Linked DNA regions of Homo sapiens: all the other regions are linked to region 3. Evidence: chromatin contacts called from ENCODE Hi-C or POLR2A ChIA-PET data. All regions are on one chromosome and are shown on one strand. Each heading gives the region's core, a stretch centred on a gene start or an enhancer-like site at or near the end of the contact. The rest is flanking DNA. Distances are from core to core; before and after follow the strand shown. Region 1 has its middle 27 kb from the start of SLC9A8. Region 2 has its middle 19 kb from the start of PREX1. Region 3 holds the start of ZFAS1 (ZNFX1 antisense RNA 1).

Region 1 (2,702 bases), core at 4-2,503, 510 kb before region 3:
GTATTCAGTCCAAAGAGGGTGTTCAATACATGGTCATTTTATTGATAAGGAGTGTATGCTGGGTTAGAACATGAGCTTGGAGATCAGAGAGACCTGGCTTTAAATACAGACCTTCACTTCCTGGCTGAGCAAATTATTTAACCTCTCTGTGCCTCAGCCTCCCAATATTTGAAATGGAAGCAGTAACAGTTCCAGCCCACTGGGTGGCTGAAGCATGAAAGAATGGATGGCACATTTTATTTTATATTTTATTTTATTTTATTTTATTTTATTTTATTTTTTGAGAGATGGAGTCACCCTCTGTCATCCAGGCTGGAGTGCAGTGGCACGATCTCTGCTCACTGCAACCCCTGCCTCCCAGGTTCAAGCGATTCTCCTTCCTCAGCCTCCCAAGTAGCTGGGATTACAAGTGCCCACCACCATGCCCAGCTAATTTTTGTACTTTTAGTAGAGATGGGGTTTCACCATGTTGGCCAGGCTAGTCTCGAAATCCTGACTTCAAGTGATCCACCCGCCTCGGCCTCCAAAATGCCCGGCCAGATGGCACATTTAAACCAGTCAAGCAAGTATGCTTTCGCTTTATTTTGTGTTATTATTAGGTTCCTTTTTCTCTTTGAGGGCATGGAGGAAGAGACAGGGTCAAAAGGCTGTTGCTACAAACATACAAAGTTTGTAGTAAGTAAGTCTTACACAAAAGAATACGTGTTATGTGCTGCCATTTCATCAAGTTCAAAAAACGGCAAAAATCATCACTGCTGTTGGAATCAGGATAACGGTTATCGCTTAGGATGGGAAAGACTTGAAGGGAGCTTCTCCGGGGCGGGGAATGTTCTGTTCCTTGAGCTGGGGGCTGGTTACCCCGCTGTCTGCCTTTGTGAAAATGTATCGAGCCATCGCTCCCCTGTGCACTTTCCTTATTTGTGCACTTTTCTGTATGTCTGTTACACTTCAATAAAAAAGTTTTCCCCCAAAAGTCTCTGTGGTCTGTTGGAAGCTGGCAATGGCCAAGGGGCTGAGGCGCACAGGTGGGGACCCTTCCTTGCTAGCCACCGCAGTTTCTGTTTCAGCTTGAGGTACAGCAATCAACTTCCTCTTCAGATGCATGACTTGCTGCTGACCTCTAGAACCTCTGGCCACAAGGCTCCTCTTGCCCCTGTAATGTGGCCTGATTCCATTCCTTCATCTGGGTCCAGTCTGGTGCCAGCCAGCCTGACTGTCCATATTATCAGACGCCAGGACTGTGGGACAGACTTGTTTAGAAGGATATTTTGATCAGTAGCCTTGGGTGGCAGCTTCAGATCAACCTCATATTGAACTTACAAGGAGGGTTGGTGCTGTCTGTTCTTTCTTTTTTTTTTTTTTGAGACAGAGTTTCACTCTTGTTGCCCAGGCTGGAGCGCAATGGCACGATCTTGGCTCACCGCAACATCTGCCTCCCGAGTTCAAGCGATTCTCCTGTCTCAGCTTCCCAAGCTGGGATTACAGGCATGCGCCACCACGCCTGGATAATTTTCTATTTTCAGTAGAGACAGGGTTCCTCCATGTTAGTCAGGCTGGTCTTGAACTCCCAACCTCAGATGATCCGCCCACCTCGGCCTCCCAAAGTGCTGGGATTGCAGGTGTGAGCCACCGCGCCTTGCCTGTTCTTTTATTCATTAATTCAAACGACAAGTTGTAGACACCTAACATGTACATGGTTCATGGTTTGTACAAGGATACTTCATTCATGCATGCATGGATTCATTCATTCATTCATTCACATACCTGCTAGGCACTGTGCTAGGTGCTGGGAACGCATCTGTGTAGAAAACAGACAAGGTCCCTGCACTCCTGGAGCTGATTCATTAGTAGAGGGAAACGGAAAATAAATAAATAAATTGCCCAGCATGATGGTTCACTTATAATCCCAGCACTTTGGGAGGCTGAGGCGGGTGGATCGCTGGAACCCAGGAGTTTGAGATGAGCCTGGTCAGCATGGCGAAACCCCTTCTGTACAAAAAATACAAAAATTAGCCAGGTGTGATGATGTGCACTTGTGGTACCAGCTACTTGGGAGGCTAAGGTGAGAGGATTGCTTGAGTCCAGGAGACAGAGGTTACAATGAACCATGATCACACTACTGCACTCCAGCCTGGGCAACAGAGTGAGACCCTGTCTCAAAAAAATAAAAATAAACAAGTAAATGCACAGTATGTTAGATGGTATGAGTGCTACGGAGAAAATTTAAGCAGAGACACGGACAGTGAGTGCAAGACGTGTTTGGGGGCAGGTTGCAATTTTTAATAGAGTGTTCAGAAAATGACTTCCTGAGAAGATGGCATTTAAGCAAAGACTTGAGGAAGCCAAGGGAGTTGGCCATTTGAATGTATGAGGGAGGGCTGGGTGTGGTGGCTCACACCTGTAATCCTAGCCGTTTGGGAGGCTGAGGTGGAAGGAATGCTTGAGGCCAGGAGTTTGAGATGAGCCTGGGCAATATAGTGAGACTCCCATCTCTACAAAACAATAAATAAATTATTTATTTATTTATTATTTAATATATTTCATTATTTAATATATATATTATATATAAATATATATACATATATTATTTAATATTATATATAAATATATATATATTTAATATAATAAATAAATAAATTAGCCAAGCTCGTGGCACACACCTGTAATGTCAGCTACTCAGGAGGCTTAGGTGACAGAACCAG
Region 2 (2,700 bases), core at 95-2,594, 430 kb after region 3:
ATCTAAAAACATTGTTTATGTTGAGTGAAAGAAACCAGACACAAAAAAGCACATAGCACATGATTCCAATTACATGGCAGGCAAAACTAATTTATAGAAATCAGAAGGATGGGGGCTGACTGGAAGGGGACCCGGGGGAAATTTCTGGGGTGAGGGGAATGTTCTAGATCTCGATTGGAAGGGTGTACACACGGGTGTAGACATTTGTCAAAATGCATTGAGTCATATATTCCAGACATGTGCATTTCACTGCAAGTAAATTTCACCTTAGTAATAATATGAAAAAACACCACCAAAGCCTGGAAAGGAATACTCTGACAAGTTAAGAGTGTTTTATCTCTATATGGTGGAAATAGAGGCAATTTTCATTTTCTTCTATATGCTGCTCTGGGTTTTCCAAGGTTTCCGTGATGCACACACATTCCTTTACAGAGCAGAAAAGAGTTTCAAAAACAACACGGCCTATACATTATAGATAAAGCATATGTGTCTCTTTTGTGTGTCTTTTATTTATTAGTCATTTGGGGAGGGTTTGTTTTTTTTTTTTTTTTTTTTATAAGAGAAGGAAGAGGGAGGGCAGGGCAAAGAAAGGAATCCTCTCAGTTTTTTCAGAGCACTCTCAAAGGCCCCCTCCTCCATGAAGTATTCCTTGATCTCTCCCCCAAATCTCTGCCTCTGCATAACTCATCTTAACTCCACTCTGACCCAGAAGGACAGGGTGCTTTCCTATTCTCTGAGAGCCTAGAGCACAGAGCTTTGCACAAGGTGTCTTGTTGGTCTGGGATCCTAGCACTGTCTTTTTAAGAAAGCCCCAAAGCAGGCCCCGGGTGTGGGTAGGCCCCTTGCTGGTCATATTTTCCACCCACCGCTGAACCTATCCCAGGCTGATGAGGAACTGAGAGGGTGACCTCCTAGCCCCTGGAGGGTAGGAACACATACTTAGGGGACTCCCAGAGGCTTTGTAGAAACTCCTGCCTCCCCTTGAAAGGTCAAGCAGCCATCTCTGGCCTGTCCTCTCCTACTTTTGGGTTTTCTTCGCCTAGAGTGAGGCACGTGGGTGGGTGGGGGCTGCAGCCGGCTGTAGACGGGAGTGTCCAGCAGGCACATGTTGCTTCTCTCCTGGCCCTCTGGTCCCCGAGGGAGCTCTGTTAACACTCCCAGGCACCCCATCCATGGGGCTGGGAGACTGTTTGCTGGGGCCACCTTTGGCTGGGGAGCAACTGGGCCACTGGCATTGTTTCTGTCTCCAGCAACACAATAGAAGTTTTGCTGGGGTCCAGGGAGCGTCTACAAAGTGCTCTCCTTTGACCGCCAGGAGCGGCTGCCTGGCTTTTAATCTCTGGTGTGGAGTGGGCAGGGCAAGACCAAGGTGGAGACTGTTGTACTGTAGGAGGGTCGGGCTGTTTTCAAGGGGAGTGGTTGTGTGAGATGAACGAGGTGCCAGACAGCAGGATGGTGGGGGAGGAGACAGCGAGGACATCCCCATCTATTAATATAAGGTGGGCTGGGAGACCACCAAGCCAGAAGTCAAGTTCAAAAACCTGCTGGAGAAAGGAGTGAGAATGGACAGAGGATAAGACCACCTGCAAGTTCTTTCCTCTCCGCCGTGAAATTATATGCGGGATCCTCCCTTGCACTTCTCCCCTGGGCCAATCCAAGCCCCACTGCCTGCAGCCCCCTTTCTGGACATGCACCACAGCCTGTAGCTAGTCTCCTTGTTTCCTCTAGGCCAGGCTTTGATTTATTGGCTATGTGACCGTAGGCAAGTTTCTGTAATTCTCTGTGCCTCAGTTTCTTCATCAATAAAATGGGAATGATTATGGTGCTGACCTCATGGGGTCGGTGGGAGGACTTAATGAGTTAATATATACGGAATGTGCTTAGAACAATGCCTGGCACACAGTATCTACTATCAAAGTGTTAGCTGTGATCATTTTTATTATTATGGGCCATCGTCCATGCAATAGCCTGTGAGACCATTTAAAAACCTGAGTCACATCATGTTACATCCTTGTTTAAATTCCTCCCCTGGCTGCCCACTGCACTTAGCATAAAATCCACACATCACTTTTGAGGCCCTGCTGGATCTGCCTGTCTCCACATTACCACCTCACTGGCCTCCTCGCGGCTTCTGGAAAGCTCAAATTTGGTCCAGCCTTGGGGCCTTTGCACTTGCTATTTCCTCTGCCTAGAAAGCTCTTTTTTTTTTTTTTTTTTGGAAACAAGGTCTTGCTTTGTCACCCAGGCTGGAGTGTAGTGGCACAGTCACGGCTCATTACAACCTCAGCCTCCTGGGCTCAAGTGATCCTTCCACCTCAGCCTCCAGAGTAGCTGGGACTAAAGGCATGGACCATCACACCTGGCTAATTTTTTTGTATGTTGTAGAGACACTTTTCGTCATGTTGCCCAGGCTGGTCACAAACTCCTGGCCCCAAGCAATCTTCCTGCCTTGGCCTCCCAAAGTGCTGAGATTACAGCGTGAGCCACTGCGCCCAGCCTAGAAAACTCTTCTCATGCTTTGCAGAGTTGGTTTTGGCTGTGCATTTAGATCTCAGCTTATTTATTACCTGCCTATGGAAGCCTCCCCTGATCACCTTATCTAGGTGTGTGCCTCCCTGTATTTTTCTATGAGAACATCCTGTTTATTTCTTAGCTGCTGTCAGTTATGGGTTAATTGTTTAATATCTCCCTCTAACCGGA
Region 3 (2,700 bases), core at 86-2,585:
GCTGGGATTACAGGCGCGTACCACCACGCCCAGCTAATTTCTGTATTTTTAATAGAGTCAGGGTTTCACCATGTTGGCCAGGCTGGTCTCCAAATCTTGACCTCAGGTGACCCATCTGCCTTGGCCTCCCCAAGTGCTGGGGTTACAGGCGTCAGCCACAGCGCCCGGCCGTCAGAACACTTTTTTAAATACCTAATAAATGCTCGATAGAAAGTGCTTTGTTAAATCCCACGTTTTCCTAGAAAACTAAAGCTTCTCAAAGCACGTGTTTTCTACAGTAGACCCATAGGAGACAAAGACTTACTCGTCAGGAGATCGAAGGTTGTAGATGTCTGCACGTGGCTTCCTTGGAGGTCCAGTGGTGACTCCCTCTTCCAAAATCCATTCTGTACCCGCTGGCTGCTCTAACCTGTGAACCAACAAATAAAGGGCGTTAACCGCCATCTTCCCACGGTCAGAAACGAACAAGGCCGGGCCTTTTGAGGCCGATGTATCAGAACTAACTGGCAAAATATAAGACGTCAGCATTGTCGATCTGATGGGGAAAAAAGTGAAGTCATCATTTACACCAGCCAAGGGCTTCTCAGGCCCGTGCAGAAGGCAGTGGCTTTTCCAGCTCCAGAAACTCATTTCTCCCACGCCCTTAAGGCCTATTTGGGGTCAGAGACGGAGAAGCCACGAGAAGGAGATTAGGGCTGGCCGCAGAGACGACGGCACAAAGAAGGGAAGGGAGGACCAGAGGTCTCCAACGAAGAACATGGAGTTTCCACTCACCACACACAAAACGGGAACTTACGGGCAGGACAATAGCGTATGAAGCCTGACTGCAACTAGGAGAAGTACCACACTCCGGGCACCGCAGACGCGAAAGAACGAATGGCTTCCTGAACCTCCCTTATATAACCAAAGATGGCTTTCGCACCTGCGCACTGGACCCGAAACGCTCTCTTTCCCGCCCGCTCCGCGCGCGTCGCTCTGGGAAATGTAGTCTCGAGCAGCACAGCCCGAGGCGCTCTAGTAGTTGTCCAGGCCGCGTCTAGCCCCGCCCCCTTCCCTCTACACGCCGGGCCACCCGGGCTTGTCCGCTTCCTCGCCATGTCGCGCTTCACACGCACCAAACCGCTCGACGGGTTCCCCTTCCTCTGGGGCCGGCTGAGGCCCGCAAAGGCCTTGGGCGCAGTCATCTCCCGCCCCCCGCGGTCCGCTCCCCTCAGCCGCGCCCGCCTGAGCCCGCCGGCTCCGCCGCCGGGGGGAGCTGAGGTGACGCCCTCCTCGAGGGCGGAGGCGCCGGCCGTGCCTGGGCCAGGCCCTCGTGCTCTCCACCCTGGGCCCCCGCCTCCTCCTTCTCCTCCTCTGGGCCGCCCGCCCGGCTCCGCCCAGGGTCTGCGGGGAACGGAAACCGAAAGTGCGCGGCGCCGGGCGGGGCCACCGACCTGCCTGGGCCGAAGCCCCAGCACTCGCCGGCGGCAGTGAAAGGACGCGCCGGAGCCGGGTGAGTGGCCCCGCAACTGCCCCTGCCCCTGATTCTTCCTTGCCTCGCCGCGAACCCCGGCGCCCGCGCCGACCCGCCACTGCCTCTGCCCGTAAGACCTGTCACCCTCTCAAGCCCCCAACGCACCCGTCACCCGCTCAGAGCCCCTGGCCCCTCAGCGCCCCGTCGCCCCCTCAATCCCCAGACCCCCATCACCCACTCAGAGCCTTGTCACCTCTTTGGCCCCCAGCGGCATCAGCACCCACTCAGAGCGCCTCTCAGCGCCCCGTCTCCCCCTCAGACCCCAGACCTCCATCGCCTACTCAGCGCCCCGTCACCCACTCAGCCCCTGGCCCATCTCAGCGCCCCGTCGCCCCTTCGGCTCCCCTGTACTCTCTTTAGTGTCCCCATCCCCTCAGCTGGCCCGTCGCTCTCCCCAGCACCCCCGACACCGTCACCGCTTCTGCCCTCAGCACTTCGATCTCCTCTGCCCCTACCCCTGTCTGTGCCCTCCCTTCTGCCACTCGCACCCCCCTCATTCCTCCGGCCTCACCTCCTGTCACCTTATCAATCCCCCTCTTCTACAGAGCACCTCGGCACCCCCTTCAGCCTGCTCCCTGCCCCCACCCCGCCGCCTCCGTCCTCAGCAAGCACCCCCTGGTGCTCGCTACCACCCTCTCCCCAAGGCCCCCATAACCCCGCCACCTCACAGCCTTGGCGCTCCCTGACCCCATAACATTTCCATTAGGGACCGTGGGCTCCCTGGGTCAGGGATTCCCCAGGACCCTGGAGACTTCCCCCAAACCCAGCTCTGCCTCCGACCTCAGCCTCCTGCGTCCCACTCTGGTGATGACTAGCCCCTCTCATTCTGACTCCAGGCCAGCTTGATCATCACTGATTTTCTTCTTCGTGCCCTTTAGGCCTTGATTCCCCCCACCAAAAAAAAACACTTCAGTCTGTTTTCGATCCCAGCATTTCCTGTTCATGTCTACTCCTCCCTTCCTTCCCTTGCCTTTTTTTTAACATCTTTTTTTCTTTTCTTCCGTTTCTTTTAAATTTTCTGGAGTTTCTATTTTAGCATTTTTCAACAAGGGGAAGAAGGAATTTTCCCCTCGGAGAATTGAAAATAAACAAACAAACTCTAAATACTGAGCCTGCGCCAGGAGGGCTGGGTTTGATAAGATGAGGGAGGGGACTCACCAGAGATATTCCCAGGGGGAAGAAAAGAG

Evidence for each region. A loop is a pair of places that touch in the nucleus more often than their neighbours do. ChIA-PET counts read pairs that join two places held with the same protein, here RNA polymerase II (POLR2A). Pooled maps may share reads with other maps.
Region 1: a pooled map shows a loop between it and region 3 (3-fold over the local background). The contact joins the enhancer-like site here to the promoter of ZFAS1 in region 3. A Hi-C loop is called at or near these places in 4 of 50 pooled maps. POLR2A ChIA-PET finds 5 or more read pairs at or near these places in 3 of 52 experiments (activated CD4-positive, alpha-beta T cell and activated T-cell).
Region 2: a map with no recorded cell type shows a loop between it and region 3 (6-fold over the local background). The contact joins the enhancer-like site here to the promoter of ZFAS1 in region 3. A Hi-C loop is called at or near these places in 2 of 37 single-sample maps with no recorded cell type and 2 of 50 pooled maps. POLR2A ChIA-PET finds 5 or more read pairs at or near these places in 1 of 52 experiments (GM10248).

The regions. Positions count from the first base shown.
Region 1 is chr20:49,784,347-49,787,048 of GRCh38, reverse strand. No RefSeq gene overlaps it. Among named protein-coding and RNA genes, the nearest start is that of SLC9A8, 27 kb to the left of the region's middle. RefSeq lists an enhancer at 1,127-1,366. Within about 2 kb of position 1,253, at least 6 of the 41 ENCODE cell types and tissues checked have a DNase peak (open chromatin) inside an H3K27ac peak, as active enhancers do.
Region 2 is chr20:48,845,220-48,847,919 of GRCh38, reverse strand. It overlaps a transcript of PREX1 not described here. Among named protein-coding and RNA genes, the nearest start is that of PREX1, 19 kb to the right of the region's middle. RefSeq lists an enhancer at 927-1,206. Within about 2 kb of position 1,344, at least 5 of the 41 ENCODE cell types and tissues checked have a DNase peak (open chromatin) inside an H3K27ac peak, as active enhancers do.
Region 3 is chr20:49,276,813-49,279,512 of GRCh38, reverse strand. It overlaps ZFAS1 (ZNFX1 antisense RNA 1), which reads right to left and starts at 1,335. Exons shown (of 4, transcript NR_036658.2): 1 at 797-1,335; 2 at 305-409. ZNFX1 (zinc finger NFX1-type containing 1) reads left to right here and starts at 1,456. Exons shown (of 14, transcript NM_021035.3): 1 at 1,456-1,492. SNORD12C (small nucleolar RNA, C/D box 12C) reads right to left here and starts at 568; the gene lies at 490-568. RefSeq lists enhancers at 752-951, 827-1,121, 879-1,379, 1,380-1,880, 2,222-2,281 and silencers at 1,042-1,401, 1,452-1,681.